Linked DNA regions of Homo sapiens: region 2 is linked to region 1. Evidence: chromatin loops called from intact Hi-C (ENCODE). Cell type or tissue: sigmoid colon. All regions are shown on one strand. Links, peaks and the distances in the headings refer to the core of each region. The heading gives the core; the rest is flanking DNA. Region 1 overlaps STK33 (serine/threonine kinase 33). Region 2 overlaps STK33 (serine/threonine kinase 33).

What was found. A loop is a pair of places that touch in the nucleus more often than their neighbours do. Peaks named below come from ENCODE experiments on the same cell type or tissue, not always from the same donor. Only the 100,000 strongest peaks of a DNase experiment are listed, where the experiment ranks them.
Region 2: a loop joins it to region 1, with 4 times the contacts of the local background. A loop is called at or near these places in 12 of 110 quality-filtered maps.

What each region holds. Positions count from the first base shown.
Region 1 is chr11:8,559,939-8,576,217 of GRCh38, forward strand. All of the region lies in intron 1 of STK33 (serine/threonine kinase 33), which reads right to left. Among named protein-coding and RNA genes, the nearest start is that of STK33, 26 kb to the right of the region's middle. RefSeq lists an enhancer at 6,979-7,058. In sigmoid colon, for the core only: a CTCF peak has its summit at 6,848 (motif pointing left); no DNase peak of the experiment used is centred there.
Region 2 is chr11:8,376,863-8,393,141 of GRCh38, forward strand. It overlaps STK33 (serine/threonine kinase 33), which reads right to left. Exons shown (of 16, transcript NM_001352389.2): 16 at 15,008-15,848. The coding sequence ends at 15,648. Among named protein-coding and RNA genes, the nearest start is that of LMO1, 120 kb to the left of the region's middle. In sigmoid colon, for the core only: no CTCF peak of the experiment used is centred there; a DNase peak (open chromatin) is centred at 7,519; H3K4me3 peaks cover 233 bases.

The DNA of each region.
Region 1 (16,279 bases), core at 2,913-10,912:
CCATTTTTTCATTATCCATATATATATTTACACCTCTTTTGTTTTAATGGCTATATAATATTCCAATATATATAAGCATTCTAAATTATTTAACAAGTCCATATCAATAGTCAAGTAAATTGCTTCCAAATGGTTTCTATTACAAATGATGCTATATGCAATAACCTTTTACATATATCTTTGTATACTAAGATGAATATATTTGTAGAATACACTCTTAGCAGTAGCACTGCAGAGATAAATGTGTGAGCATTTATTATTTTGATAAATGTCAGACTGCCCTCAAGAAAGGATATGAGAGTGCATTTTACCACATTCTGTCATTAGATATTTTTGAACTTTTTCATCTTTCTCAATTTGATAAATGAAAAATAGCATCTTATTTTAATTTCTACCTCCTTAATTATAAATGAGGCTAAGTATTTTTTCAAATTTTTTTTCTGTAAAATATCTGTTCATACTGATTTTTTCTCATCTTTTTCTTGTTGACTTATCAGTGATCCCTAAATATTAATGATATCAATCCTCCTTCTGTCAAACATATTGCAATTATTCTCCCCCACTTGGGTATTTGTTCATTGATTCTTATCATGGTGATTTTGTCATGTAAAAGCTTTTAGTTTTTATGAAATCAAATAATTAATCTTTTCTTTTGTGGTCACTAGGTTGAGAGTTATGCTTAGAAAGGCCTTCTCTGCCCCAAGATTATAAAATTATCTGCCCATGTTTTTGCCTTAAAATAATAATAAACAATTGGTAATTTTTACTGAATGCTTACTTCAGGCCAGGCACTGTTCTAAGTACCTGACACACATTATTGTATTTAATCTTCACAACAACCCTAGTAGGTTAGTAGTATCATTACCTCCAAGACACAGATGAAGATTCTACAGCTACTTATGAGAATTAAACTCATCTGAGAATGCATAGCTGCTATGTGGCAGTGCCTAGATTTCAACTGAGACTAGCAGATTCATCAACTACAGGCTGTTATCTACTGACTCTCTCTCCACGAAGATAAATGGGAGTTCAAACTCTTTTACAAACCTCTACCTATTCTCCCTTCCCCTCTTTATATCTGTTACATAAATCCTTTATTCAACATTAATTTTAGAGCCTTTACATTTTCTTCTGTTTTCATACAACGCAGTTATTCAGACTTTACTTGGTCTATTTTTAAATAGATTCCATATGCCCTATCAACCCCTTCCTATCTCTGCTTCTTCATTCCCAAGTTCTTTTTATTTATCACTTAGATGATTAATTTTACTCATGAGGCATTTCTTCAGGGACTAGGTCCTTGAATGTTTGAGAATATTGGTTGTTATCTTTATGCATAAATAAGAGCTTGACCAGGTATTAAATCTGTGGGTCACACTATTCCCTGCCTACACACATTCCACCAAAACTCAGACACTGTTCAACTGCCTCCTGGCTTTGGCTATTACCATGATGTCAGAAGCCAGTCTCATTTTCCCCCTTTCGGTGACTTGCTTTTCCTGTCTGGATGCTTGGCGATTCTTTTTTTTAATCTTGAAGCACAAGTAACTTTACTGTTACATACTTATTTGATATTGATCATCCTGTTTCAGTTCTTTTAGAATTCTGTGTTCTTTGAATCTGCAGATTACTAATCCGTTTAATCTCTGGTGGTCTTTTCCCCATGATATATTTGAAATTATTGTCCATTCGTTCTACTCTCTATCAGGCACACCAATAACACATATGTTGGATCTTCTCTGCCTGTATTATCTACATATCATACAGAATTCCTAGTTGAAAGCCTATGGCATAAGCCTAACTTGAAATAGTTTAGATAAAAAGAATTTATCAGAAAGACAATGCAGTACCTCATATAACTTTAGGAAATGTATAAAGTGTAACTGAGCCTGAGGGATAACTGGAACCACAGACTTGAACGCCACCAGGACTGCTTATCTCAACTAGGGCTATTTTTCTTTTGTCTCTTATTTCTGCTTCAATGTGTTGGCTTGGCTGTCAGTATCATAGACAGACCAATTTCTCCCACAAGGCACAGAACATGGCTGCCAACAGCTATAAAGCCTCACATCCTATGACTGACCACCAGAGAGGGATTGCCTTGCTTTCCTTAACTCCAATTTCTAAAAATTCTATGTTCCCCTTCAATTTCTTTAAGTGAATACAGATGTATTTTTCAAGAATTTGTTTACTAAAATAATTCTTAATCTGAAATGTACTTCATTCTGCATGCTTAGAGTAAAGCAGTTAACTAGCTTTGGTTTGCTAATTTATTAGTTATTCATTTATGTTCATTTGATTCAGTTAACTGCTACATAGCTCATTGTCATTTCTTCTTTCTTCCTCTCCACTTCACTGCAGGTTAGAAATCAAAAGATACTGTCCTCTTGTCTCTCTCTCCTCTCTCTCTCTCTTTCTTTCTCTCTGTCTCCATTTTGAGATATTGCACTGGCTTCCTTGGGGATTTTCCAGGTTTTCCCATGGCGTGTCCCAACACGAAAACCTTACAGGATGGGATACTCATGGCCCCCCACTTTCAGTGAAATCTGCACTCTGTTTACAGTCTAAACAGTGTATAACAGAATTTAGCATCCCCTTTGATTTCATCCATATTTCATTATACTCTTAGATTCTAGTCCATAGCTAGGAACTGAGCCATTTCCTAGTTTCACAGATTTTTTTTTTGTTTGCTTTTCATTCTATTTGTTGATTCTCAATTAGTTTCATGATAAGGAATATGGTTAGTATGGCTTTACTTTTCTGAATATCTTCTGCATTCTTAGAAGTAATAGTTACTATTACAATTCTACTTTGGAAAACTTAAAGTTCATTCATTCATCAAATATGCATAGGATATTAACTATCTGCAAGGCACTTTGGGAGGCACTGAAGATACAGCAATGAAGAAGACAGAAATAGTTCCTACCCTCTTGGAGCTTACATTATAGTGGGGAAAACAGACTATTACTATTTTTAAAAATCACAAGAATAGCAGATCAATAAGTAAGTAAAGGGGTAGCTGTTTAAGCAGAGATTAGAGTCCCCAAGTGTTATGGATTAGATTATTCTAGCTAAAGAATCTCTGAGTTGCTTCTCAGTTCAAGGAGAGGCAAAAGTCTCCTTGAAGCTCACTTTATTTTGTGAAGAGTCACTTAAGTCGCCTCCCATAGTGACAGATTGCAAAAATGAGTAAGTACCCTGTATCTGGGTAAGTAGGGCCTTCCTTGGGCATACAACCTAGAAATAACTATCTTTTTTCTTGGGATACCCATAGGCCTTCTGGGAGTGTTCCTTGGGATTCAAAGTTAGCTGTTGGAGTAAACCTAACATTGCCCTGACCAAAATCTTCTGGCAAGAAGGGATACAAATGGCACCAAAAGAATACTCACTAGGCAGGAGCTGTCTGGGTTGGTGTCCCAAGCTCAATCCAGCCCAGGGGATCATGAGGAAGGGTGACTCTAACCCAGCCTATAACCACCATGACACAAAATTATGCTTTGAGAAACAATGACTAAGTGTATGAACGTAAGTCTGTAGGTATATGAATGTAAAATATAACTTCTACATCTTGGGCAGGTCATCATAAATAATCAGTCCCTTTGGGCTGTGCAGGACCATTCTTCAATAGCAACAGTCTTTATCAGCAACAGCTATATTGTACTTTTCGGATTTCAAGTTCACCCTCCACATGGTACATGAGACTAACCCTTTGGAACCCCCAGTTCTTACATAATACACAAAGTGAAGGAAGAGTCCTCAAGAGTGAGAACTGAATTTCCTGGTAATAAAAACACCTGGAAAATAATGTCACTAACTTAATAATTACAAGAGGTATGACTATATTGGGATTTCCCAGAAAGAGTAACACAAGCAGTGACCTGAAGGACAGCAATCAGTTGGCCAGGGAAAGTGAGGAATGCATTCCAAAAAGAGGAGCCAGGAAGAAACCTGGCAGATTTGAGGAAATTAAAAGGGACCAGTATGGCTGAACTGTGGGGAAAAAAAAGAGCTACATTGCTGTCAGTCAAAGATGGTGAGGTAGACAAGGAGCAATATCTATAGGGCCTCATAAGGTATGTTAAAGATCTGAGGCTCTATCCTACAAGCATGCAAATAAACACTTTTTCAGGAGCGGAGTGGCATAATCAGATTTTTATTTGTAAAATATGACTTTAGGGGCAGGATGTAAGAGAATCAAGAGTGTAAAGTAGCAGGCAGGCCAGCTGGAAAGCTATCTGAAGAAGATGGATGCTAACAGGTGGAAGTAAGTATATAGATTTGGTTGTAGGGAATTTAGGAAATTCCCATCAAATGGCTTCCTTCTCTATGAAATAGCAAATAGAAGAGACAGATGACTTTGGGCATTGATGGATTAAAAACAGAGATGAATAAATTTAATCCCAAAGCCTTATGGAAGAAAGCAGGCACTCTGGCCTTACGCAATTCTGCTGAGCCTGCTCTGCTGAGAAGAGTTTGCCCCTTGTGAATCTGGTGTTACTTTATACTGCTAGGTTAAGAATTCTGTATTATTTTGTCAAAATAAATCAAAGTTTCACCCAAGAGATAAAAAGATATAGAAAGAGAACTTTCCATTTGCTTGCCCTTGTATAGCATGTGAATGTACTCTTCCTAAGTATCACCTTCAAGCAACTTCAGAAGAAAAGACTGAAGGAACTTGGGAAATACTTTTTGCAGTTAACCACAGATGGACCCTGGCTAAACCACAAAAAAGAGGGCCTTATTAAAAGCATTCTTAGCTGATGGACCTTTCACCATTAACCTGTCACTTAGGTCAAAAAACAAAAGATAAATGCTATTCCCCAGGTCTAGCGCCACCATCAACATGGAGGAAATGATGAAAGTCCCAGATTACAGGGGAAATTCAACAACCGGTGCCTTTAGGAGAAGAAAGCTGACATTCTGTCCTCATCCCTTCAAAAACATATCCTAAGCAGAAAGAGATCTAGGATCAAAGCTATCTTTAAAGGACTAAAAGGTCTCAGAAGCACTGCTGCCTGCAGGTGTAAAAATAAAGTGACAAAAGTACACTGACAGACCAAATTAGTGATCCCTAAACTTCCTTTTAGGTTTGCCCACTACTCTTCCTATTATGACTCTAGAAAGCCCTTGAGAGGGCATCTCCGGGAGTGTCATTTATGAGAAACCAAGCCAACAGAGAGAACACCTAGTAAGATAATTAGTGGATTTTAGAAAAGAGGAAAAAAAAATAACAAAGTAGTGAAAGTACAGGAGATGGATTCGCCACCATCTAATCAGCGCTACATGGAGGATATAGGTTTTTCACCATGATTTATAGTCAAAGGTTAAAAAACTTCACATTTTTAACAAAAATACCAACCCCCATCTCCCTGGAAGTTGTAACTCTCTGCTTTTGTTGTAATTGGGGTTTACCCATGGGGTTAATTTCCCATTGGATATAAGCCTATGGCCATCTCTACATTGCAGGCAGCATAAAACTGGGGCAAAAAAAGAAATACCTTCTGCATCCGATAACAGAGTTTCACAGCCGGAGTCATAAGCCCCGAGTTCAAATATCAGTTCTGCCATTTACAAGTTCTACGACTGAAGGCAAGTTATTGAAACTCATTCAGCCTCAGTCATCTTGTCTGTGAAAAGGGATTAGAACCTACCTCACAAGATTATGATAAGGAGAAAAAGAGATAATGTACATAAAGCTCTTAGCACAGTGCCTGGCACATAAATAAGTACACAGTAAGGGATAGGTACCATTAGAAATCATTAACTCTCACCTTCACGTTCATTTGTTCGTCTCTGCTGCCTCTGAAGACTTCTTAGGTCTTAGATGCACCTTGCTTACCTAGAACCCAAATATCCTGTCTGCTTCTGCCTATCTCTAGCTACAGGACTCCCTCGTTCCTCCACCAACAATCCCCTGGGTTAAGTTATTACCCATCCAAACTTACAAACTCTGCCGACCCATCCCTCCTGTGTAACTTCCCTCCCTGTCCTGGCCTGTTCCGCATGTTGCCATTCATTTCCAGTGTGACAAATCTGAAGTCAAGTCAGATTGTTTCAGTTAGTTTGAAGGCTGCCTAAAAGGCTTTATTTAACCTACAGAAGCCAAAATCATTATTTACATATAAATAACATCATTGGTCAACTGATTAATAACTTTATACTCAGGACCATGCTAGACTCTCCAACTATATTTAATCCTTCCAAGTTAAGACTCTAGTTAATTAATTATATTTTATCCTTCCAAAATATGACTGCATTTACAAGCAAAGAAGTTACCTCAAAATGCAGCTTCTAAATAGACCCTCAGTTTCTGCATCTTAATTCAACTCCTTGTTATCTCCAAAACGTGAGAGTTGAGAAATAAAAGCCTCTAGGCTACTTTTTAAACAATCTTAGACCCACATTGTCTTAAAATTATCAGAATATCTCTTAGTAAACACTCAATATTTTCACTATTTCATTACTCTCCAGGTATATTTTAAGTCCTTGACTAAATTAAATGAGTCAAGAAAAAGAATCTGAAGTACTAGTAACACAAAATTGGTCTAATGTTTAATGTGTGGTTCATTTAGAGGCAACAACTAAAGATCAGGGTCATTAGCCTTTCCTGTGCCAGATAGCATCTCATAGGATATCTTGACTAAATTCTGCAAACAGTCAATTGAACCAATATTGCATCTTGTAATAGTCATACATGCTTTTACTACTATAAAGATGACTTTTTATTATGTTTCCAATTCAAAATCTATTCTGCTACCCAAGTCTCTTCCACAGCATACTTCTTTAATTTAGTAAATGAAATTTTGCACTAAGAAAGCAGCAAATATTTATATTGCCAAGTGATAGACTGACCTCTAGTGGAAATTTTTTAAATTACTGAGTGAGCTTCTCAGGACTTTAATACAGTTATAACTGTCGAACCTATGACATTGTTAAAATAATGTTTAAGGCTGGGCGTGGCGGCTCATGCCTGTAATCCTAGCACTGTGGGAGGGTTTGAGACAAGCCTGGGCAACATGGTGAAACCCCAACTCTACTGAAAATACTAAAAAATTAGCTGGGGTGGTTGTGTGTGCCTGTGGTCCCAGCTACTCGGGAGGCTGAGGTGGGAGGACTGCTTGAGCCCAGGAGGTAGAGGTTGCAGTGATCCAAGATCGAGCCATTGCATTCCAGCCTGGGTGACAGAGTGAGACCCTGTCTCAAAATAATAATAATAATAACAATGTTTAAAACATTACTAATAAAATTTACTTCTTAAGTCAATTCAAGCATAGACTAGGGTTAACAGTAGAGACTCTGGTTCAGAGCTCACCTCTGCCACTTTCTAGTTATGTAACGTTTATCTGGCTCCCCATCTGTAAAATGAAAAAGTGAATATTACCTACCACATGGGGTTATCATGAAGATCAAATTAGTCAAAATATGAAACATATCTAGAACACAGTAAGGTACACAGTTCAGTGCTATAATATTATTAGTTATTACTATTTGTGGCTGCAAGAAATTATGGCTGGAGGCAAATAATAATTTCAGAGAATATAAAGAAAAACAAAAGAGTCTTTACAGGAACACATTTCTTTAGGGATTGGCTATAACAAACCAATATAGCACCAATACAGCTATTCCTCCCATTTCCCAAAATATATGAGCTATGCCTATATAAACAGAGGAACGGGGAAAATCAGAAGCACATAACTACACCTGGGTAACCTTTTGTAGGAAATACTGGGAAGTCTTTTCATTGTCCCAATATGGGCATGATGAATAACACCAGATTCTATCCTTTAAACCAAAAACAAACTAACAGCTCCAGTCCATGTGGGTCTTTCCAGGCTTTGAACTCCTTTTACATTTAGCACCTAGCTACACACTAAATTAGTCATCAGTCTCAGATTATCTGAGTCATACAATGTAGCACTTTTCTATAATTAACTTATTCTTTGGGCTTATATTACAAGATTCTGAACTTTTAAAAACAATATTCAACGGCTTCTACAGCAATATATCTGACTAATGACTAAAAAATGCCTCCCTACAAAGTTAATAATATAGTCTCCACCTCTTTTTCCAAGGAAAATCCAAATCAGCAATTATTTTCAGCTTACAGGAATGTGCATAAAATTGAAAGATGGTCTATAATTCCAAGGTACTTCCTTAGTACAAAATAATTGCCATCCAGAGAAAAATAGCTTGTTTTTATCATAAAACAATATGATCACTAAATAAAATACAGTTCTTAGTTCCTTCCATCACAGTCCTGAAGTACCCAAATTCATTTTAGTAATTCACATTTTCTATTCTGGGAACACTCCAAGTTGCAATTCAGTTATTCAATGTAAACATGAACTCATTAAAATGGCATAAAAGTTCCTCCAAAGTATTATTCATAACATTTACATGTATTTACTACAAGAGACTAAAAAGAACTGATTTATGTAACTGGGATCATAAATCGTGGATAATGAATTATATATGTAAAACCACAACTCAAAAACAATTACAAAAATGAATACCACAGTATGGTCAGACAACTTCTAGAAAGCATCAGACATATTGTAACATAATTCGCTCTGCTATTAAAAGTCATCAATAAGTGTGGTGCTATTAAAGCATGTATTTCAAGATAACAGCAAAAATTAGACGTTTGAAGTTTTTTGAAAGCTTGAGTTTATCTGGAAATATAAAAGCAAGAAAGCTATTTATTATAGTATTTGATACTTCACTAAGTACAGTTCCATAAAACTGTGGCCCTGAACATTTCCCTAATAACTGTCTAGGAAATATAATGCAGCAGAAGGAAGATTGATTCTGATACTACAGAGAAAAAGTCTTATTCCCTTACATATCCTTTGTAGACAGACCTTAATGGATTATGTGCTATATTACCTTCTTATTTTTCTTGTACTAAAGCAACATTTATATTATTAAGATTGGAACAGTAACAATTCAGTTCCACCAAAGACACTAAAGATGACAAGGAAACTATGTACCTAGGCAAAGACCTAAGGAAAAGTATGTATAGTATAAATTTCCTTTTTAGGAGTTATAAGACATAGACATTCAAATAGAATAAAGCCCAGTGCTCCCAAGGAATATTATCTGGAGAAGGTCCCCAAAATGACTTCTTAAAAACATCACAAGGCATGAATTTACCAAGGTTTATTCTATGATTCTCAATCTGGCTGCACAGTTTATAGAAATTGGCAAAGTGATACTAGCATGCATCAGTAAAGGCAAAGGTCCCAGAAAAGCCAGAACAATCTTGAAAAATAACAAAATTGGAAGACTCACACTACCTTGTTTTAAGACTCACTATCAAGCCACAGTAATCAAGACACTTTGGTATTGGTATAAGAATAGACAAATCAATGAAAACAGAAGTCAACTGATTTTTGACAAGGCTGGCAAAGCAATTCAACAACACAAGAAAAGTCTTCAACAAATGGTGCTGAAACAGCTGTATATCCATAAGGGAAAAAAGAAACTGAACTTCAACTCCTATCTCACACCACCCACAGACATTAACTTGAAATAGATCATACACACAAATGCAAAAGCTAAAACTAAAAACTTCTAGAAGAAAACACAGAATGTTTTTATGACTTTCAGGTAAGTTAAAGATTTCTTAGAAAGAACACAGAAAACATTAGCCATAAGAGAAAAACTGATAAATTAGACTTCATCAAAATGTAAGACTTCTACTCCTCAAAAGACACCATTAAGAAAATCAATAGGTGGCCAGGAATGGTGGCTCACACTGGTAACCCCAGCACTTTGGGAGGCCAAGGCAGGCAGATCACTTGAGCCCAGGAATTCAAGACTACCCTAGGCAACATGGCAAAACCCCATCTCTACAAAAAATACAAAAATTAGCCAGGCATGGTGGCACACTCCTGTGGTCTCAGCTACTCGGGAGGCTGAGATGGGAGAATCACTTGAGCCCAAGGCTACAGTGAGCCGTAATTGTGCCACTGCACTCCAGCCTGGGCAACAGAGTGAGACCCTGTCTCAAAAAAATAAATAAATAGATAAATAAAAGAAAACGAATAGGCAAGCCACGGACTGGGAGAAAATATTCACAATACATATATCTAAAAAAAACTTGTATCCAAAATTAGAATTCCTACAACTCAAAAATAAAAAGACAACCTGTTTTCAAAAAAATAGGCAAAAGAACAGATACTTTATAAAGGATATATGAGTGTTCAATTAATAGATAAAATTTTCAAAAAATTATTAATCATTAGATAAATGTAAGTTAAAACCACAATGAGACATCCCTACACATCGTCCAGAAAGATTAAAGTTTAAAAGACTGACAAAACCAAATATTAGGGAAGGATGTAAGGTTCTTGCAACAAGAACCCTCATTTGTTGATGGCGGGAATGTAAAATGATAAAACCACTTTGGAAAACAGCTTTTCTATAAGGTAAACATGTAATCTATCCTATGAATGAATAACTCCAATCTTAGGTAATCACCAAAGAAAAATAAATACATATGTCTACAAAAAGCCTTATCCAAATATATAACAGCTTTGTTTGTAGTAGTCAAAAACTAGAAACAACCCAAATGAATGTCCAACAACATGTGAATGGATAAATCGATGGTGGTATACCCACACAATGCAACACCACTCAGCAATAAAAATGAGTAAGTTATGGGTGCACACACGTAGTACTGTATGATTCCATTTACATAGAAAATGCAAACTAATCTACAGTGACAGAAAAGCATTCAGAGGTTACCTGAGAATGCAGAGGAGGGCCGAGAGAGGCAGGATGGAGACATTAAAACGGACATAAGGGAATTTTGGGGGGGTGATGGATATGTTCACTATCTTCATTGTCTGGCAGTTTCATGGATGTGCACATATATAAAAATCAAATTGTACACTTTAAGCATAGGTAGTTTATTGCATGGCAATTACATCTCAGTAAAAGCTGTTACACACACACACAGACACAGAGGACAGTTCTGCTTCTGATCAAGATAGAGTAACGGGGGACAGATCTCACCCTTCTGCCATAAACTGCTAGAAAACTGGACAAAATACATGATACAATGGTTTTTGGACCATCACACAAGACACAGCACTGTAATACCTGGGAGAGGGAAAGCAAACATGATGAGTTCCATGATTGCACCAGTTTAACACATAGAAGCAGTTTCCAGAATGCAGCAAATTCCCCAAAAGCCCAGCAGTTTAGCTTAGTTGAGGGTAAGAGCTGCACAAAAGACAGCTTCCGAAATCTGCAGGAGCATGCACATGAGTCTCGGCTAAGAGCTGATACAAGCATATGTGAGGCCAAAACTACCTAAGTTGGAAAAACCTTGAAAACAGCACGCTAACTAGAATAAGCCAGATACAAAAGAACAAACATTGTATGATTCCACTTATATGAAATATCTAGAATAAGCAAATTCATAGAGATGGAAAGTAAATTCAAGTTTACTAGGGATAGGCGAGGGGAGAATAAGGAGTTACTAGTAAAGTTTAAGAGTTTCTGTTTGGGGTGATAAAAATGTTTTGGAAATAGTGATGATGGTTATAACAAATTGTGAATGTAATTACTGTCACTTAATTATACACTTAAAAATGGTTAAAATGGGGCCAGGCATGGTGGCTCACGCCTGTAATCCCAACACTTTGGGAGGCTGAGGCGGGTGGATCACGAGGTCAGGAGATCGAGACCATCCTGGCTAACACGGTGAAACCTTGTTTCTACTAAAAATACAAAAAATTAGCCAGGCGTGGTGGCGGGTGCCTGTAGTCCCAGCTACTCAGCAGGCTGAGGCAGGAGAATGGTGTGAACCCGGGAGGCGGAGCTTGCAGTGACCCAAGATCGCGCCACTGCACTCCAGCCTGGGCGACAGAGCGAGACCCAGTCTCAAAAAAAAAAAAAGGTTAAAATGTCAATTTTATATGTATTTTACCACAATAAAAAAAAAATTTTAAAAAAATTTAAATTAAAATTAAATTTTAATTTTAAAAAATTTAAATTAAAATTAAATTTTAATTTTAAAAAATTTAAATTAAAATTAAATTTTAATTTTAAAAAATTTAAATTAAAATTAAATTTTAATTTTAAAAAATAAATTAATTAATTAATTAATTTTAAAATTAAAAATTAATTTTAAAAAAACTATCCAAGGCTCGTGTTGGGGGTGGGAGAGGAAGGAAAACAGCCTTGCAAGAAAAAGACAGAACAACGCCCAGATCTCATACAGGATTTGGGAACAATTCCTATTCCTGCCAGACAGAGAGGAAAGATATCTTAATACACAGGGCAGCAAGTAGAATTTTCAGAAGGGTTTCATCTTGACAACAGAGATAAATTATCCCTAGACTAAAGACTGCTCCAGACCTGCCCTACTTAAGCTTAAAAGCAAGTCTCAAAAGGCTTCATCTGATTTCAAGCAACTTAACTGCATGCCAGAACAAAGCGAACACTATTTAAAGAAGTCACCTAAATCCATAATGTCTTGCAACCAGTTAAAAGTTAATGGGCATATAAAATCTGCGAAAATATGCCCCAGAAATGATACAACTAGCAGACAAGAATCATATAAATATGTTCTACATGTCTAACAGGGTAGAGAAATACATAAACATGATGAGAAAAATGAAAGATTTTTTATTTATTTTATTTTATTTTTTTAGAAATAGGGTCTCACTGCGTTCCCCAGGCTGGTCTCGAACTCCTGGCCTCAAGCAATCCTCCAACCTCAGCCTCTGAAGTCACTGTGATTACAGGCGTGAGTCACCATGCCTGGTGCCTGAAAGATATATTTTAAATGACCCAAATGGAACCTCTACAGATGAAAAATACAATACCTAAAATGAAAAATGCAATAGATAGAATTAACAGCAGATCAGATACTGCCGAAGAAAAAAATCAGTAAAGGCATAGTAATAGGAACTATCCAAAATAAAAGATTAAAAAAATGCTCAAGGAAAAAATGAACAGAGCCTCAATGACCTGTGAGAGAGTATTAAGCATTCTTAATACTTTTTTTTTCTGCTTTCCAAAAGCAGAAAAAAGAGGTGAAGTATTTCTAAACATGACAAAAACTACCAACCTACAGATCCAAGAAGTTCAACAAACACCAAAGCTCATTCAAAACAAAACAGATAAAAAGGAAAAATTGTTAAGCTGGACTTCATCAAAATTTAAAACTTTTTCTCTGCAAAAGATCCTGTTAATTATTAAAAAGACAATTACAGGCTGAGAAAAATGACTGCAAATCACATATCTGACAAAGAATTTGTATCTAAAACATACAAAGAATGTCTAAAACTCAACCTTAAAAAATTCATTTAGAAGATGGGCAAAATACATGAATAGACTTTTCACAGAAGAAGATACACAATGGCAAATAAGCCCATGAAAAGATGACCAACATCATTAGGCTTTGGGGAAATGTGAATTAATATCGCAATGAAGTATCATCAATCAGAAAGGCTAAAATAAAAAATAGTAGCAATACCAAATGCTGGTGATGATATGGAGAAAACAGATCACTCCTACACTGTTGGTGGGCATGTACAATAGTACAGCCACTCTGGAAATTAGCTTGGCAGTTTATTTTAAAACTAAAATTGACTTATTACATGACCCAGTCGTTGTACTCTTGGGCATTTATCCCAAAGAAATGATAACTTATGTTCACACAGAAACTTGTACACAAACGTTCATAGCAGCTTTATCAGTAACCGTCAAAAACTGGAAACTATTCAAATGTCCTTCAGCAGGTGAATGGTTAAACAAACTGTAGCACATCCATACTAAGGACTATTACTTAGCAATAAAAAGGAATATGCAACAGACTTTGATGAACCTCAAGGGAATTATGCTGAGTGAAAAAAGCCAATCTCAAAAGGTTACATACTGTATGATTCCATTTATATAACATTCTTGAAATAACAAAATTATAGAAATGAATCTGTTTCCAGGGGTTACAGATAGGAGAGGGGTAGGTATGAGTATAAAGGAAGGAGTAGACAAGGGAGACTCAGGGTGATGATGCAGTTCTGTATCTTGATTACAGTGATGGTTACACAAAGTTCGTGGTTACACAAGACCTGCCTTGAAGTTGCCCATGGACCCCAACACCACATGCTGGAGTGTTGCCAGTCCCTCAGTGGCCCCTCTCCCTCCCTCCCTATCCCCACTCACCCCAGAGGAAGTGGACACTTAGAGATGGAGCTAATATGAGCTTCAGGCATAAAATTGCATACAACTATATACACGCATACACAAATGAGTAAATATACAACTGTAGAGGTCTGAATAAGCTTTGTGGACTGTGTCAACCTTGATTCCTAGTATGATACTATACTACAGTTATGCAAGATATTAATATTGAGGGAGGATGGTTGAAGCGTGCTCAGAGTCTCCCTGTGTATTTATTTGAAACATTTTGTAAATCTGTAATTATTTCAAATTAAAAGTTAAAAGAAAGAAAAAAGATAATCAGAATAGCCATAAATACTTTTTCTTTTTAAAATAACTATAAATAGTAAAGAAATTAAATTCTTAGTTAAAACTTTTCAACCAAGAAAACTCTAGACCCATATAGCCTTGCTAGTGAATTCTATCAAACATTTAAAGAAGAAATAATACCAATTCTATACAAATTCATCCAGAAAATAAAAAAGGAACATTTCCCAATAACATTACCATGTTACCAAAACCAAACAAAGACACTGCAAGTACATATAACTACAGACCAATATCCTTCATGAACCTAGAAGCAAAAATTCTTAAGAAAATGTTAGCAAACTAAATCCTCTAATATATAAAAGGATAATGAGGCTAGGCATGGTGGCTCATGCCTGTAATCCCAACACTTTGGGGTGCCAGGCCAGGAGAATTGCCTGAAGCCAGGAGTTCAAGACCAGCCTGAGCAACATAATGAGGCCCCATCTCTACAAAAAAAGGAAAAAAAAAAAATAGCCAAGTCTGGTGGCATGCACCTGTAGTCCCAGCTACAAAGGAGGCTGAGGCAGGAGGATCACTTGAGCCCAGGAGTTTGAAGCTACACTGAACTATAATTGCGCAACTGCACTCCAGTCTGGCAAGGGAGCAAGACCCTGTCTCAAAAAAAGGGGGAAGGGAAAGGATAATGAAATTGCTTTAATTTTTTGTGAAAATGACAAGTGTTGGTGAGGATGTGGAAAAACTGGAACCCTCATACATTGCTGCTGGGAATTTAAAATGGTGTAGCTGCTGTGAAAAACAGTTTGGTGGCTTCGCAAAGAGCTAAACATAAAATTACCACATGACCAGCAATTCTACTCCTAGGTATACATGCAAAGGAACTGAAAGCAGGGCCTCAAACAGATACCTGTACAGCAACAGTCACTCACTGCAGCATTATTTACAATAGCCAATAGACACAAACAACCCAAGTGTCCATCAACAGATGAACAGATAAACAAACTGTGGTATACGGACACAAGGGACTATTATCCAGCCACAAAAGGGAACAAGCTCTGATACAACATGGATGAACCATGAAAACACTATGCTCAATGAAATAAGTCAGACACAAAATGACAAATATTGTATAATTCTATTTATATGAAATAGCTAAAATAGGCAAATTCGTGGAGACAGACAGTAGATTAGAGGTTATCAGGGGCTGGGGGAAGAGAGAAGAATGGGGTGCTTAATGCTATAGAGTTTCTGTTTGGGGTGTTGAAAATTTTTGGAAGTAGTGGATAACCAGCTAATGCCACTGAATTGTATACTTAAAATGGCTGCAATGGCAAATTTTATTTCATATATATGTATATATCACCACAATAAAAAAGAGGATAACAGATCACGACCAAGTAGGGTTCATCCTAAAAATGTATGGTTGGGTTAACGTTTGAAAATCAATCTAACTTACCATAGTAACAGACTAAAAAAGAAAAACTATATGATCATCTCAATAGATGCAGGCTGAGAAGACTGGGAGAGACTAAATCATGGAGTACCTTACAAGTCTTAACAAGCTTATACTGTATTCTAAAGACTACAGATTCCTCACCAAGGGATATTAAGAGGGAGATATTAAGAAGACTAACTCAATCTAGTTAGCGAATCAACAACCGACATTTGTAAATGGTAGAGAAAATGTTTACAGGATGCTGTGCCAGAGGGCAGCAAACAGAAACTGGGCATCTGAGATGGGGAAAATGAAGAGAGACTTCTAAAAAGAGGACTGAATGGGGAGTTGAAAACAAACAGCAGAACTTTCCTAATCCTCATGACTCTCTCACCACCG
Region 2 (16,279 bases), core at 4,515-12,514, 180 kb before region 1:
GATCACATCTTCCAGCTGCCATACTTTGGCTCCAACCATCCCTAGTATAGTCTGAAACCTGAAGTCCTCAACAGTCTGACTGGGCAGGAAAGGCTCCACTGTAGAAGCCTTCGTAACCTCCCAGCTTCAGAAGCATAATCTGAAGCTGTTTTCCTAGTATCACCTCTCTCCTCCCCAGTGTCCTATATCCTGCCCATGTTGGTCCATTTATCAAAACCACTAACTCGACAGTGCCCCTTTGCACCTTGTACAATCCTCCATTTTCCTTCAACCAAGACACAGCCAAAGCAAAAACTAGAAGCTAGAGATGATGTTCTCATTAATCGAGAGTGACCAGTAGATACCCCTATAGTTGTGGGGTTGATGCTGCTGGATCCATTGCCTAGGCAGGGCCATTGCAGACCCCTTAATCTTCACCTTTGTCTAAAATAAATCCCCCCTAAAAACTGGCCAATTAAAACACACTTCAAAATGGGATATATCATATAAACATAATTAAAATAAAAATCATATGATCATTTCAATAGATGCAGAAAAAGTATTCAACAAAATACAGCATCCTTTATGATAAAAACTCTCAACAAACTAGCCATTGAAGGGACTTACCCCAAAATAATAAAAGCCATGTATGACAGACCCACAGCACTCCATCATACTGAATGGGGAAAAGGTGAAACATTCCCCCTGAGAACTGGTACAGGACAAAGATGCCCACTTTCACCACTTCTATTCAATATAGTACTGGAAGTCCTAGCTAGAGCAATCAGGCAAGAGAAAGAAAGAGCAAATTGGAAAAGAGGAGGTCAAACTACAGCTGTTTACCAATTATATGATCATATACCTAGAAAACCCTGAAGACTCCTCCAAAAGATTCCAAGATTTGATAAATAAATTCAGTAAAGTCTCAGGTAATAAAATCAATGTACACAAATCAGTAGCACTGCTTTATACCACCAAGTTGAGAATCAAATCAAGAACTTAATCCCTTTTACAACAGCTGCAAAAAATAAAATACCTAGGAATATACTTAACCAAGGAGGTAAAAGATCCCTACAAAGAGAACTACAAAAACTGCTGAAAGAAACCATAGGTGACACAAACAACTAGAAACACATCCCAAGCTCATGAACTAGAAGAGTCAATATCATGAAAATGACCATACTGCCTGTATTAGTCCATTCTTGGGCTACTATGAAGAAATACTCAAGACTGGGTAATTTATAAAGGAAAGAGGTTTAATTGACTCACCATTCCGCAGGGCTAGGGAGGCCTCAGTAAACTTACAATCATGATGGAAGGAGAAGCAAATGCATCCTTCTTCACATGGCAGCAGCAGGGAGAAGTTCAGAGCGAAGTGGGGGGAAGCCCCTTAAAAAACCATCAGATCTCTTCAAGCCTGTAATCCCAGCACTTCGGGAGGCCGAGGTGGGTGGATCACCTGAAGTCGGGAGTTTGAGACCAGCCTGACCAACATGGAGAAACCCCGTCTCTAATAAAAACACAAAATTAGCTGGGCATGGTGGTGCATGCCTGTAATCCCATCTACTCGGGAGGCTGAGGCAGGAGAATCGCTTGAACCTGGGAGGCAGAGGTTGCAGTGAGTCAAGATCGCACCATTGCACTCCAGCCTGGGCAACAAGAGTGAAACTCCATCTCAAAAAACAGACAAACAAACAAACAAAAACAACCATCAGATCTCATGAGAACTCACTCACCATCACGAGAACAGCATGAGAATAAATGCCCTCATGATTCAATTACCTCCCACTGGGTCCCTCTCACAACATGTGGGGATTATGGGAACTATAATTCAAGATGAGGTTTGAGTGGGGACACAGCCAAACTATATCACTGCTGAAAGTAAGCTACAGATTCAGTGCAATTCCTATCCTAACACCAACATCTTTTTTCACAGAGTTAGAAAAAAAAAATCCTAAAATTCACATGGAACCAAAAAAGTCCCAAGTACCCAAAGCAATCCTAAGCAAAAAGAACAAATCTGGAGGCATCACATTACCAGACTTCAAATTATACTACAAGGCTATGGTTACCAAAACAGCGTGGTACCAGTATAAAAGTAGACACGTAGACCAATGCAACAGAAAAGAGAACACAGAAATAAAGCTAAATACTTAAAACCAACTGGTCTTCAACAATACACACAAAAACATAAATTGGGGAAAGGAGACCCTATCTAATAAATAGTGCTGGGAAAACTGGCTAGCCATATGTAGAACAATGAAACTGGATCCCTATCTCTCACCTTATATAAAAATCAACTCAAGACGGATCAAAAGACTTGAATCTAAGACCTGAAACCATAAAAACTCAAGAAGATAACCTAGGAAAAACTCTCCTGCACATTGGCCTAGGCAAATAATTCATAACTAAGAACCCAAAGTAAATGCAACAAAAACAAAAATAAATAAATGGGACCTAATTAAACTAAAAGGCTTCTGCACAGCAGAAGAAATAATCATCAGAGTAAACAGACAACCCACAGAAGGGGAGAAAATATTAGCAAACTATGCATCAAACGAAGAACTAATATCTAGAATCTACAAATAACTCAAACAGATTAGCAAGAAAAAAACAAATAATCTTATCAAAAAGTAGGAAAAGACATGAACAGACATTTCTCAAAGGAAGATATACAAATGGCCAACAAACATGAAAAAATGCTCAACATCACTAATCAACAGGGAAATGCAAATTAGAACCACAATGAGGTACCACATTACTCTTGAAGAATGCCCTTTTTTTAAAAATTAACTTTTAAGTTCAGGGTTACATGTGCAGGTTTGTGATATAGGTAAACTTGTGTCATGGGCGCTTTGTTGTACAGATTATTTTGTCACTTCAATATTAAGCCTAGTACCCATTAGTTATTTTTTCTGATCCTCTCCCTCCACCCACCCTTCACCCTCTGATAGGCCCCCGTGTCTGTGGTTCCCCTCTTTGTGCTATCCATAAGTCCTCATCATTTAACTCCCACTTATAAGTGAGGACATGTGGTATTTGGTTTTCTGTTCCTGTGTTAGTTTGCCAAGGATAATGGCCTCCAGCTCCATCCATATTCCTGCAAAGGACGTGACCTCATTTATTTTTGTGGCTCCATAGTATTCCATGGTGTTTATATACCACATTTTCTTTATCCATTCTACCAACGATGGGCATTTAGGTTGATTCCATGTCTTTTCTATTGTGAATAATCCTGCAATGAACATACACGTGCATGTGTCTTTATGACAGAAAAATTTATATTCCTTTGGGTATATACCCAGTAATGGGATTGCTGGGTTGAATGGTATTTGTGTTTTTGGGTCTTTGAGGAATCACCACACTGTTTTCCACAATGGTTGAACTAATGTATACTCCCACCAACAGTATATGAGCCTTAAGAACGGCCATTATTGGCCAGGCACAGTGGTTCATGCCTGTAGTCCCAGCACTTTGAGAGGCCGAGATGGGTGGATTGCTTGAGTTCAGGACTTCAAGACCAGCCTGGCCAACATGGTGAAACCTCGTCTCTACTAAAAATACAAAAAATAGCTTGGCATGGTCATGGGCACCTGTAATCCCAGCTACTCAGGAGGCTGAGGCAGGAGAATCACTTGAAACCGGGAGGCAGAGGTTGCAGCGAGCCGAGATCATGCCATTGCACTCCAGCCTGGTTGACAAGAGTGAAACTCCTTCTCAAAAAAAAAAAAAAAAATGGCTGTTATTAAAAAGTCAAAAAAGTGGGCATGTGGTGAAAAGGGAACAATTATACACTGCTGGTTGGAATGTAAATTAGTACGGCCCCTATGGAAAACAGTATGGAGATTTCACAAAGAACTAAAAGTAGATCTACCATTCAATTCAATACTGGGTATCTACCCAAAGGAAAATAAATCATTGTATCAAAAAGACACCTGCACATGTATGTTTATTGCAGGACAATTCACAATTGCAAAGATACGGAACCAACCTAAGTGCCCATCAACCAATGAGTGCATTTTAAAAATGTGGTATATATACACCGTGGCATATACACACTACTATACACACATATATACACACTACTCAGCCATCAAAAAGAATGAAATAATGTCTTTTGCAGCAATTTGGATGGAGCTGGAGGCCACTATTCCAAGTAAAGGAACTCAGGAATGGAAAATCAAATACCCTATGTCCTCACTTACAGGTGGGAGCTAAGATATGGATATGCAAAGGCACACAGAGTGGTATAATGGACTATGGAGATTCAGAAGGAGTGCTGGGTGGCGAAGGATAAAAACCTACATATTGGGTACAATGTACACTACTCGGGTGATGGGTGCACTCAAATCTCAGATTTCATCACTGTACAATTCATCCGTGTAACCAAAAACCACTTGTACCCCACAAGCTATTAAAATAAAAAAAATTAAGAAAACACACCTCATTTTAAATCTAACTTGCAAAGGCAGTTGTGGGGACTGCTACATAATTAGTAAGGGGTATTCCAAGTAATCTGTCAGCCGAGAGTCTCCTGGCTGCCCCTTCCCCACTCCATTGTGGCTAAGGGTTAGGGCTCCTGCTGTTGACCCACGGAGAATGAAAGCAGGGACAGCTGCTGGGGCTGTGAGTGACTAAGCCACAAGAGCCTGTGCCTGCCCTGATCCCCAAATAAGGATCCCACAGGCGGAAGGTTTATCCCACAGTGAACATCCTGAATGCAGAAACATGAGAGATCACCTAGCACCCAGCACCCCACTTGTAGCCGACACCCCACCTGGCTTCTGGTCTAGTGAGCACCGAGCAGCTGGAACACCCTGTCCCTGGGCCTTGCTGTACAGTGAGGGGCTGGACTACCTCTCACCCTTTACACCTCCAACGATGCCTGTCATTATTTCTTTTGTGAGCTCTGTGTTTTGAAATATTTTATTACCCAAAAACTTTAGGTGAGTGTGGTCTGAGCCATTTCACTATAGGCAGATACGCTTTTTCCATTATGTTCCTTGCAATTTGGAAATAGCCTACAGATCCCTTTAGTTTGGGGCCCAGATAGGAAACAGACACGTTGCATGTCAGGATTACCTGGGGAGCTTCTGAGACCCAGAAGGGAAGGGCCAGAGCAATCTCTGCTGAGACCTCCTTCCCACCCATATCCCTCTGTAACCACAGTATGCACCGTGCCTCTCCCACACCACACCTCTTCCCAACTCCTGCCTCGCCCCCACCCCCACATCCTACGGCTTATGTACCAGCACACCCTTGCCACCCACATCCACTCCACTCCACGAGGTCAGTCCACATGAAGGGACATCCTGCAGCGAGGAACATCGGAGGACCGCAGGGCCCGGCTGCTGTGTCACGCTACATTGGGGTGACACTTGGGATTTGGGCCTGGCGCTCATCACACTGGACATGTGGCATCTTGCTGGGCAGCTGCCGCCACAGCCCCTGGCTGACCAGAGGCTGCACAGTCGCTGATGGTAGCTGGGGAGCAGAAGCCCTGGAAATGAAAGTGAGAGGCAAGGACATCAGAAATGATGCATCTGAGCCTCTGCCTCAGGCAAAGAGCCACAAGTGGACAAGGACATGTGTGAACACTCCTGGGAATTCTCAGAGATGTTCAGGGGAGGGCGCTCAGAGTCTTCCCTGCAAAAGACTCAGATTCCTGATAGTAGCATGGGGAGAGAGGGCTCAGAGCCATTCCATTTAGGCAAAGAAGTTAATGTGCCCCAGTGCCTGTGGGCGGGAGGCGTGGGGACATGCAGCTTACACAGACACAGACCACACCTGCGCTCACCCTGTTTGGAGGGTCCAGGACAGGTCCTGTGTGAGGTTGCCAAACCTCTCCTGTTTCCCACCGCCACCCCAGCAGGAGCTAAGCCACTAAGGCATCCTCTGGCAAGCAGGCCTGTAATTCGGTTTGTGCCTTCTTCCCTCCCCATATATCTCAGTGGATAATTAGCAAGACCGATACTTAAGGAAAATGAGTGTGTCTTCCTGGATAATCTCAGGGCTCTGTGACTCAGACCCAACCCCAGAGCGCTGACTCAACACACTCTCTGTTGCTCCCCACAGGCAACACACTGCAAAAAGCCTCTTTAGCAGTCACTGAAAGTCCACCACAAGGACACTGATAGGAAAATAACCATGCTTCAGGGACACATTGTCATTAAAGCCTGTCCTGGTAAACTCAAACTAGATTGTCCACGAATCCCTGTTAACAGGAACACAATGGACTGCAGTGACAGACGCACAGTGTTCCGAGGACTGGGGGTGACGGGCCACACTTGGAGGTCTGACTTCAATTTTGGAAAAAGACCCAGATGAACTAGAATGAAGGGCCTAGAAACATGTCACTAAGGAAGAGTCCAAGAGACATGGGGATGTTTAGCCTGAAGAAGGCACACAGGGCTGTGGGAATTACCTTCAAACCCAAGGGGCTGGATGTGGCAGCTGGAGAGGCCTTTAAAGAGCTCCAGAAGGGCCAGTGAGCAGCAGGTGTCAGATGATAGGAAGAATTTTCTCACACTTAGGTGTTTCCAGAGTGGAATTCATCTGCCTTGGGAGGTAGGGAGCCCCCAACCCCAGGAACGTGTCATCAGAGGTGGGAGCTCACTGGAGCTGGCTGTGGGTGCAGCTTCTGCACTGAGGAAGAGTTGGGCTGAAGGAACAGTTCAGACAGTCCAGGATTCTGCAAATATGGGTTTCAGCAAAATACCTGGCCCACCATTTTCTGATTTATTGCTAATGGAAGGCTATGGAATTATGATTTAGCTATTGAGGGCTTGTAAACTGTCACTATTCAGATTCAATTAATCAAGCGATAAGGAGATTTGGCCACATCTCCCAGGGATATTTCTCCGAATGGCATTTCATGTCATTCCACTCCATTCTCATCCTTCTTCTTGCCAAAATACAGTCACTGCCTAGTCCTTGAGTGAGGGAGACACACTTGCTGTGTGGACCAAGATGGTGCCTTGATACCAGGTCTCCCTGGATTCTGTGAGCCCTGTCAGGCACCCAGAAGCCTCTGCACACAGTTTCGCTATTAACTCTGGGTCTCTCTTCACATCCTTCTCCACCTTAGGGCTCTTTTCTCTCTATCCACCTTGATCTGCTCCAACCCTTAAATCCATCTCAAGTAGTCATCTCCACTTTGAGGTCTGATAGAGATCTCAAACTTCATACGATCAGCTAGATGTGGGCAGAAAGTTACCCAGGTGCCGAGGCAAGAGAGTGAAGGCACAAGCTGTTCCAATATAATAAAGAAAGTATTTAGAATAAGAAAAGTTATACTAGAAATAGGATATAGAGATGATCATATATGGATAATCATAATAATTAGTTTTTAGTATTAATCTGTTTTATTATTATAACCAAGGAATAACCAGCCAGTGCAGAGTCAGGAGCTGAAGGAACACTGTGAGAAGTGACCAGAAGACAAGAGTGTGAGCCCTCTGTCACGTCCGGATAAGGGCCGCTGGAGGGCACCATGGTCTTGCGGTAATGCCAGTGCCTGGGAAGGCGCTCATTACTTAGCAGACCGTGAAAGGGAAACTCCCTTTCTTTGGAGGAGTTAGAGAACACTCTGCTCCACCAGCCTCTTGCGGGAGGTCGGACATTAGCCAGGCCTGCCCACAGACATCCGGAGGCTTAAACGTCTCCTTGTGGTGCTGTGCTTCAGTGGTCACGCTCCTTGTTCACTTTTATGTTCCGCCTGTACACCTGGTCCTCCTTTTAACTTCCTAGAAGACAGCAGTAGCAGAAATAGTGAAAGTATTAAAGTGTTTGATCTCTCTGATAAGTGCGTAGAAAAAACGCTGACGTATGCTGTCCTCCCTGTCTGCTTCGGCGATCACAAAGGGATGGGCCCCTTGTCCTGTAAACACGTGACTTGCTTGACCTTATCAATCACTTGAGATGACTCACTCTCCTTACCCTGCCCCCTTGCCTTGTATACAATAAATAGCAGTGCGTCCAGCCATTTGGGGCCACTACCGGACTCCGCGCATTCATGGTAGTGGTCCCCTGGGCCCAGCTGTCTTTCATACTCTTAGTCTTGTCTCTTATTTTTCTACAATCTCTCGTCTCCACACATGAAGAGAACACCACTAGGCCCTGTAGGGCAGGACCCTACACTAGAACTCTTCATTCCACTGCCAGCCCAGGCCTGGCCTTCCCCAGGAAGCGACACCACCATCAATCTGGTTACTGAAGCCAAAGTCATCCCTGGCCTCCTCACCCATTCTTCTTCAACCATCACCTCTAATCCATCACTGAATCCTATCAATTTGATTTCCAAAACATATTTCATATCAATCCATTTCTCTCCATCTTCTCTGCCACCATCTTATTCAATGTCCTCTAACTAATCTCCCTGGTTCCACTTTTGTTCCACTTTGCATAATTCATTTACACAGAAGACAAACGGATCCTTTAAACACATAATCAGACGTCGAGCCCTCAATGGCTTCCCAGTGCATTTAGAATAAAAGGGTTTCTTCCTGTGGCCCCCTAAATCCTGCAGGACCTGACCCCTGTCTCTCCCCTTCCCTGATCATCCTGGCCTTTGGGCCAAGTCCTGGACTCCATCAAGCTCTTCCCCTGTTCCCTCTGCCTAAAACATCCCTCCCCGGCTCTTCCCACGGTTGGCTTCCTTAGAGAGGCTTTCCAGAGGGTTCCTATCCTGTAATCCTCTATGATAGCACTCTATATAGAAATGCCTTATCTCTAATCACAATATATAATTATTTTACGCATTTGTATAGATGGCCATCATCTGTCTCTGTGCCCCCATGGCTACAAGCTCCCTATGTTGGGCAATGGTTTTGACTGCCTTTCACATTGTTTTATATCCAGCGCCTATCAGTGCCTGGCACATGGTAGGTGGCCAACAACTATTTCTTGAATGAATGACTGAGTCTCTCAATCCAGTTCCTTTTTTTTTTTTTGAGATGGAGTCTCGCTCTTTTGCCCAGGCTGGAGTGCAGCGGCGCTATCTCCACTCACTGCAAGCTCCGCCTCCCGGGTTCACGCCATTCTCCTGCCTCAGCCTCCCGAGTAGCTGGGACTACAGGCACCCGCCACCACGCCCGGCTAATTTTTTGTATTTTTAGTAGAGACAGGGTTTCACCATGTTAGCCAGGATGGTCTCGATCTCTGACCTCGTGATCCACCCACCTTGGCCTCCCAAAGTGCTGGGATTACAGGCGTGAGCCACCGCGCCCGGCCAATCCAGTTCTTAATGAACATCTTTTGTACAACTCTGTCCATGCTGGTGCCACGGGGTCTGATGCTGGTCATCTTATACAGGAAAAGAAAAAGATTTTGGTGGTAGTCAGACTATTCCCCTCCAAGCAATCAGAATCACTGCAGGTAAGACATTTCTGCCAAGATTTCACACGGGCTGGGCTACACAGTAATGAAGCCTGGTCAGGGACTGCTATAAAAAAGTTGGTGAGCAGAAAGTTGATATGAAACTTAAGTGGCTAAATGACTATAGTCTCATGACTAATTTCTGTGCTGATGGGGGCAAGGGACTGAAGCTACAACCAGGTAATTACTTCTGGAAGAAAAACAACTCTTGTAAAAATTTATCCATTTGCATGGTTTTGGGTAGCTAGAAGCCTTTTCTTCCAAAGTTCCAAAACAGCAATGAGGATCCTGAATAAGAACTGCCTCTCTTCTCCTGGGACCAAGTGGCAGGCAGTGGCCTGGGAGGTGGGCAGCCAGGGGGAGGTGGCACCATCCCCCGCTGCTGGCTTAGGCCCAGAGCAGACGTCTCCCGTCCTGCACCACAGAATCCGCGGAGCCTATGGGAACATGGCTGCCCCCTGAACCAGGACGGTGTCAATGTGAAAGGGACAAAACGTCACTGCGCCTAACCGTCCTCTAAAGAAGTGAGCAATGGCAAAAGCTAGAGGAATGCAGGATGGGGAGGTGGACTCCACATCTGAACTCCACCTGCTCAGCGGCACAGCTGCTCACACCACCTGATGAAGGGATGTGGGAAATCGAAACATGATAGTGATTCTAACCCCCAGCTGCCCTGAGATGGGAATCACACTTTGCTCCTGGTAAGCATCGATCTGTCATGTCTGCACAGAAAGGACGGTCCCTGTGAATTCCTGAGGAAAGAACGGAGCCTCTTTTCTCTCTTCGGTTAAAAACATATTCAAAGGCTTCTAAAGACTGCTCCAGACAAAAGGACCAGTTAAAGCCTTGAGAACTTACTTTTATCACGCAAAGTCCTTCAGAATGCAGCTTTCCCTGATATAGTGCTTGAGTCTCGACCAAATTCGTCAACATGCAAAATAATTCCACTCCCTTCTGAAACCTCAAGCCCAAACTTGTCAAAATTATCACTCTAGGCTCCTGCTGGAGACAGAGGTGTTTGTGAGTTGCTCGGCCTTTTGAAACTCTGGGATCAAACTTCACGGTAGCTTAGGCCTAAAGAGTAGGGGAGCAAAAACACGAACATCTTGAGAGGCATATAGTACAACAGTGATACTTGAGCACACTGGCCAGGTTCCAGTTTACGTTCTGCTACTTCTTAGCTGTGTGACCTTGGACACAAGACCTTGGACATTAAGACCTTGGTTCTTAATCTCTCTGTGCCTTAATTCATTTCTCTGTAGAGATAATAATGGTATCAACTTCACAGGCCGTGGTAAGAATGGAAAGAACTGATACACGTAACGTGCTTAGAATGGTGTCTGGCATGTATAAGTGCTCTGTAACTGTTGCTGCTGTTACATCATGACTCTGAAAGGGGGTTTTAGTTAAAATGGATCCCATCCACTATTATAGCTCAAAGTCCAGCTTGCAAAAAGACTTTGATTCTAGTAACTAAGTGGAAGCCAGTGTTTGGACCAGGAAATATCAGCTGCCACCTCCCTGCAAGGGCATCTTCCTCAGGGTCCAGTGAGGGGGTCAGTTGCTCTCCATCTTCCACCCCACCCGCCCCACCCTTCAGTCACATGGGAATGCTGACTCCTCCAGCCTTGCAATTGCTCCTGGGGATGGAGACAACTTTTTGTGCTGACTGAGCTTTCCTAAAGAATAGCCTGGCTTCAGGATTTTGCCTACAGGGAGGTTTTGGTCCCCAAAGGGCAGGGAGACTTCTATGGCCCCTGTATCAATGCCCTGGTTATGGTGTGAAGATGCCACAGGATCTAGTTCGGAGAGGAACCAGCAGAAGCCTGGACGGAGACAGGGTCTGCACGGCGTCTCTAGTCCCATTCTCTGGGCCAGGACAGGACCTGATGCATGTTTGGAGGAGGAGGTCCAGGATCTGGCTAAGGTACCTGGGATGGCACTGGGCAACAGGGAAGGGGAGGTCCTGAGAGTGCCATGGTGACACTGCAAAAGTCCTATTAATCTTCCCAATGGGGCAGTGGTGGGAACCCCCACCACTCCTCTGAGGGCTGACCCAGATTATTCAGGGAAATATGGAGAACTGACCCAGCAAGCACAGAGTTGAGCTGATTATAGCAGGGACTGAAGAAGGCAGCCACAAGAAATGCAAGACAGCCGCAGATGCGGCCTCGCTTTGAAGAACAAAGGCAAAGAAAATTGGCTCACCAATGAGAATTAAGTGATAACAATGTACTGAACAGAAATCAAAATCGGTTCTCAGCCAGCTCACTCAGAAAAATGCAGGATCCTGAAGAGTACAACTGAACGATGTGAGACCTTTGAATAGTAAAAACTTTTACCTTAAAATGCTTTTGTAAAGTGATTTCAGTGCTTGTAGAGATGAAGCGAACACGAAGCCCAGGAGACGTCTTGTCTTCAGGTCTCCTGTGCTTCCTGGGCTCCACGGGGTCCCCTGGAAGCCCCTTCCCTGGTCTCTCATTGGCAGCAAGCAGCCAGTGTAGGGTGGCCTCCTCCCAGGTTCTGTTGGCTGTCACAGTGAAGTGTTGCATTCTTTAGGCTCCCAAACCTTGAGCCCAGACAATTTCAGATTTCAGGTTCGGTATCGGGCAACGCTCCAGGTATCCTGCCCTACCTGGGTCCCAACCTCAGGAACATCTCCCCACCAGCCCCTCCCCAACCCTTAGTGACCACCCAGGTGAATCTCTTTGTGTCAGGAAGAGCTCGTTTATCTTTTTTGCCCTTTACTGTACTTTGGTAGGAGACTGGCAGCCAGAGACAAAACTACCTTGGGTCAGGAACAATGCAGCACTGATAAGGAAAGGGTCTCCACCACTTGAGTTGCAGCCAAAGACAGGTGGTAAACTTAAATGCGGAAGCTGAGGATTTAACAGAGACTGTTCATAAAGGCACTGAGAGGGTTTGGGAAAACCCACAAAGGAAGACATAGTAGCCAGGGCAACAGGCTGGTCTTGGCCTGCAAGGGCAGGGGACACAGCTGTAAGAGGGCTGCCTGGCAGGAGCCACGCCCACCAAAGAAGGCAGCAAATGCCCAGCAGCCTGGCCCAGAGCAGGGAGGCACTCGGGAGTCAGCGTCTGGACCTGGCTCTCCCCTTCTCTCATCTCCCCTTGGTGCCTTCATTGACAGAATGCCAATGAATCCAGAAGCCCAGGGAGTGTGTTAATGCAGTACCTGAAGATCAGCCTCTCTGGGCAGAGACGGCAGAGCAGGCAGAGTGGTTCTGGAGGGGCAGATAGAAAATATCCAGCCCAGGGTCATTTCCCAGAGGCCACAGCTCCTTGGTCTCTAGCCAAGCACAGCCATTATAGGACGCAACTTCCCTGGCCAATTTCAAAGCTCTGCTTGCTGCTGGGAATGCATGTTTAAACAAAGCCTTTATTCTCTGTTCCAACAGCGCGGCTGGAATTTAAAAAGCTTCATTTTCAAGACTGGTTGCTTTTGATCTGTCTAACCTGGAACTTACATTTTGGAGTCAAATAGAATTATTTAAACAAAGCATTTCAGTGATAAGCACAAGATGTTTTGATTTTTTTTGGCTGGCCCCCACCCAACCCCCGCAGCACCACACAACATTCCTACTCAAAATGAAAGGACAACTTTGTGGCTGACTCTTAAAATCTCAGCTTCCATTTCCCTGGGTCTTCGTTTCCTCATCCTGTGCCTTTTTCTAGGTTTGCCTGTGTACGGGCCCTGGGAGGGGGCTAACTTTACCTCAGACTGGCCTGGAACAACCAAATATTCTATGAGCAGTGCTTCCCTCCTCTCGCTCCGGCTTCCGGCTTTGGCAGAACCATGTGTTGTCATCCTGTCTTCTTTATTAATTATAATTTATTTTCATTTTGCTCCACATATCCCCATTTTCCTTCCTTCTCTGATGTAAGGCCTTCTCTGATATCATCCTCTATTCTCCTCAAATGAATTTGTCCCCAGCTTGCCTGCATTCCTCTCTTTTTATCATATTTTGCCTGCCTTATCTGTCACTCAAGTTGGAATGCGGATCGCTACTTGAATTCCTTGAAAATAACACCTGCGCTGTGCTGTCCTAGACAGACTATGTCCCGCTGGATCACAGCAAAACCCAGCTCCCCATGCTATGGAGCACAGGAGGTGTCACAGTGTTTGTTATTGGTGCCTTCGAGTTGGCCTATCAGTCATTGAAAGTCAATCTGAAATGGAAGAGCGCCCTTTTTTCACAGCTGTGAAAGCAAATGGAGGAAGGAAGGCCATATATCCCCAGACCTTAAAGAGGCACATCTGTTGGAAACAAAGCTCAGACATGGCCTGGTCCAAGTGTGTTCTACACAACGAAGTAACAAAAATACCACTAAGTAACACAAAAATGATGTGGAAATTCTCTCTAGAAAGAGTGAGCTAAATTTCTATTAAAATGACTCCTACAAATCAAATGAACACCTCGATGGAGGGGCGTTAATAGAATGCATCATATGACAGGCAGGGTGGCTGGCCTTGCCTGGTGTGAGGTGGGAATAGGTGAAGACACACTAACGTGTTATAAAATGACTTCATCTTTTAGTTAGTGGTTAGTTCTGGACCTTTGCTCAAGCTTACTGAGCAGAATCGCTAATTTTTAGGGCCAAGAGAAGTGTGGATAGTACTCTATCTAACAATAGGATCTTCTAATCCCAAAAGAATATCACTGTGAAAGTAAGAGTATTTTTAATATACAGAATATTTCATTTTCAAGCCCAGGGAATAGGCAGAATCAAAGCCACCATCTTGGTTAGGCTTTTCTGCAAGGAGACAAGCAGCCACCGTGCACTAGGTCCCTGCTTCTCCCCGCCGGAGGTGACGGAACTGCAGTGCACACATCTGCCTTTGAGACTACTAGGGAAGGGAAGGCTCCACTTAGCTAATGAAGCCAGAGTTCTCATCAGGTGAACAGAACACGCCCTTTAAAGACTGGCTTACTAAACCCTGAGAGAAAGCTTAAAGCTCAGGATATGGTTTATGGGCTTATGATACGACTGGAACTAGACATCAAGAAGGGAGAAAGATCTTGAAGCAGCTATGTTAATGACAGTTTAAAATAAAATACAGACAATTTCCACTAGATATGCCTTGGCCAGCAGGTTCCCCCAAGGAAAGCACACTGAAGGTACTAAGAAAATACTGGCAGAACCACGTGGGGCAACACAGGCCAGTGCTATCTTTGACTCATTCGGAATCACAATAGTGTCTTCTAAACTAACTGCAAGAAGCACACGTACTATTTTTAGTTACCAAGTGGATTTAAATGCAACTAGTATATGCTCAGCTGGCCAGATGTGGGCCATTTTGGAGACCTGACAGTTCCATGGGGGGTTGGAATGGAACTAGGTTATGACTTTATGAAGGTAAAAGCAATTGCAAATTCTTTCTTTAGAATTTGCTTTGGAAGCAAAGGAAAGTAGCTATTCAACCAGTTTGACTTCAACTGGCAAAATTAGTTACCCAGGTGGAAAGGAGATGTCTATAAAGCTAAGAGAAATGAGGTATGGTCCCCTGTTTCTTGCTTCATGATCTTCCCCAAAGATGTGTGCCTACCATTGCAGCAGTAGAACAAACTTATAATTTGCATAAAGGCTTAGAGGACCTTATTATATTCACCTCTTGTTAACATAAAAATTAATGTGCTGAGTAACATCTGTTTTTTATTGATTTAATCAATACATTGGGAATTTAGCAGCAAGTTAATGGCAAGCAGTTACAAAATCTCCTATTTTTCTACATTTAAAATAAGCTGTCTTAAACAATCTATAGCAACCTAAAATCTCACGAACACATGTGAATGACTGAAGCACTTCTGCTGTAATACGTATGGCAAGTTTATTAGTAATTTTCTAACAAAGTCTTCTAGTGCAAAGTGCACATAATTATTTGGCACCTCCATTACTATATTTGGCCTCTTGTTTTCCCCTATAAATAGCTGTGCCTAAACATAAGAATTTGAAGTAAAAATGAGCAAGTGTGCCCACAGCCTTAAATTGAAGGTATCTGCCCCCCTAAAAAACCTTCGTGTACATCTTGAGTTGATTTCCACTGCAGCCCACTGCCAAGCCTACTGGTGGCTGTCCTTTAATGCCATGTGCAGCTTATGCTGCTTTGGAGATAAGCAGCTTCAATTTTAAGCTGGTGCAAACACATGGCGGGGCTCTGTGGAGCTAAAAGGCTACAAGCTCAGCATAGGGCTGTCTTCTTCCCCTCCTACCCCCTCATCAAAGTGCTAACAAGAGCAGCTTTGTTTTTGTACTGTCCAACACTGGAGGGAACCTTAGAGTTTCTTTTTGGTTCTGGACAGGGCGCCGGATTTAGCAGGGTACTTGGTTGCTGTTCCTTGGCTTGGAGTCACAGGGGTTTTCTCCATTTCTCCCTTGATTTCAGCTGGAAGGAGTTTGCTAGATGTGAAACTTGAACTGCACATATCAAAGTTGTCCTTACTGGTTGCAGGAAATTGCTTTTCATAAGCAGTAGACTGCAAATAAAAGGTCTTGATTAATTTTCAGACACAAAGCAATGCACATCAATTCAAAGATGCAAGGAACTACAAAGTTGTCCAGGATTTGCAAGTTGGAGCCCTCTCTAGATATAGGGTCCAAACTAGTCATATTGTAAAATTATTATTAAATGCCAAAAGATCCTTTTGCACCTTTAAGAAAACTGAATTGTTTCATGTTTGGTGTGGAGCAAACTCTACAGGCTCAATTTCGAAACCTCTGTCGTCCAAAATGTAAGTAAATGTCTGGTAACATTTGTGCAGGGAAGTCCGCTTAGACATAATTGTACTCACTTCATCTTTACAGATTTCTACACAAGCTCTGACATTTGTATGGATACCCTGATAAGTACAATATAATTATTCTTTCTAATCTGTGTATGAAGTGCTACATAAGGCCCACACTCACA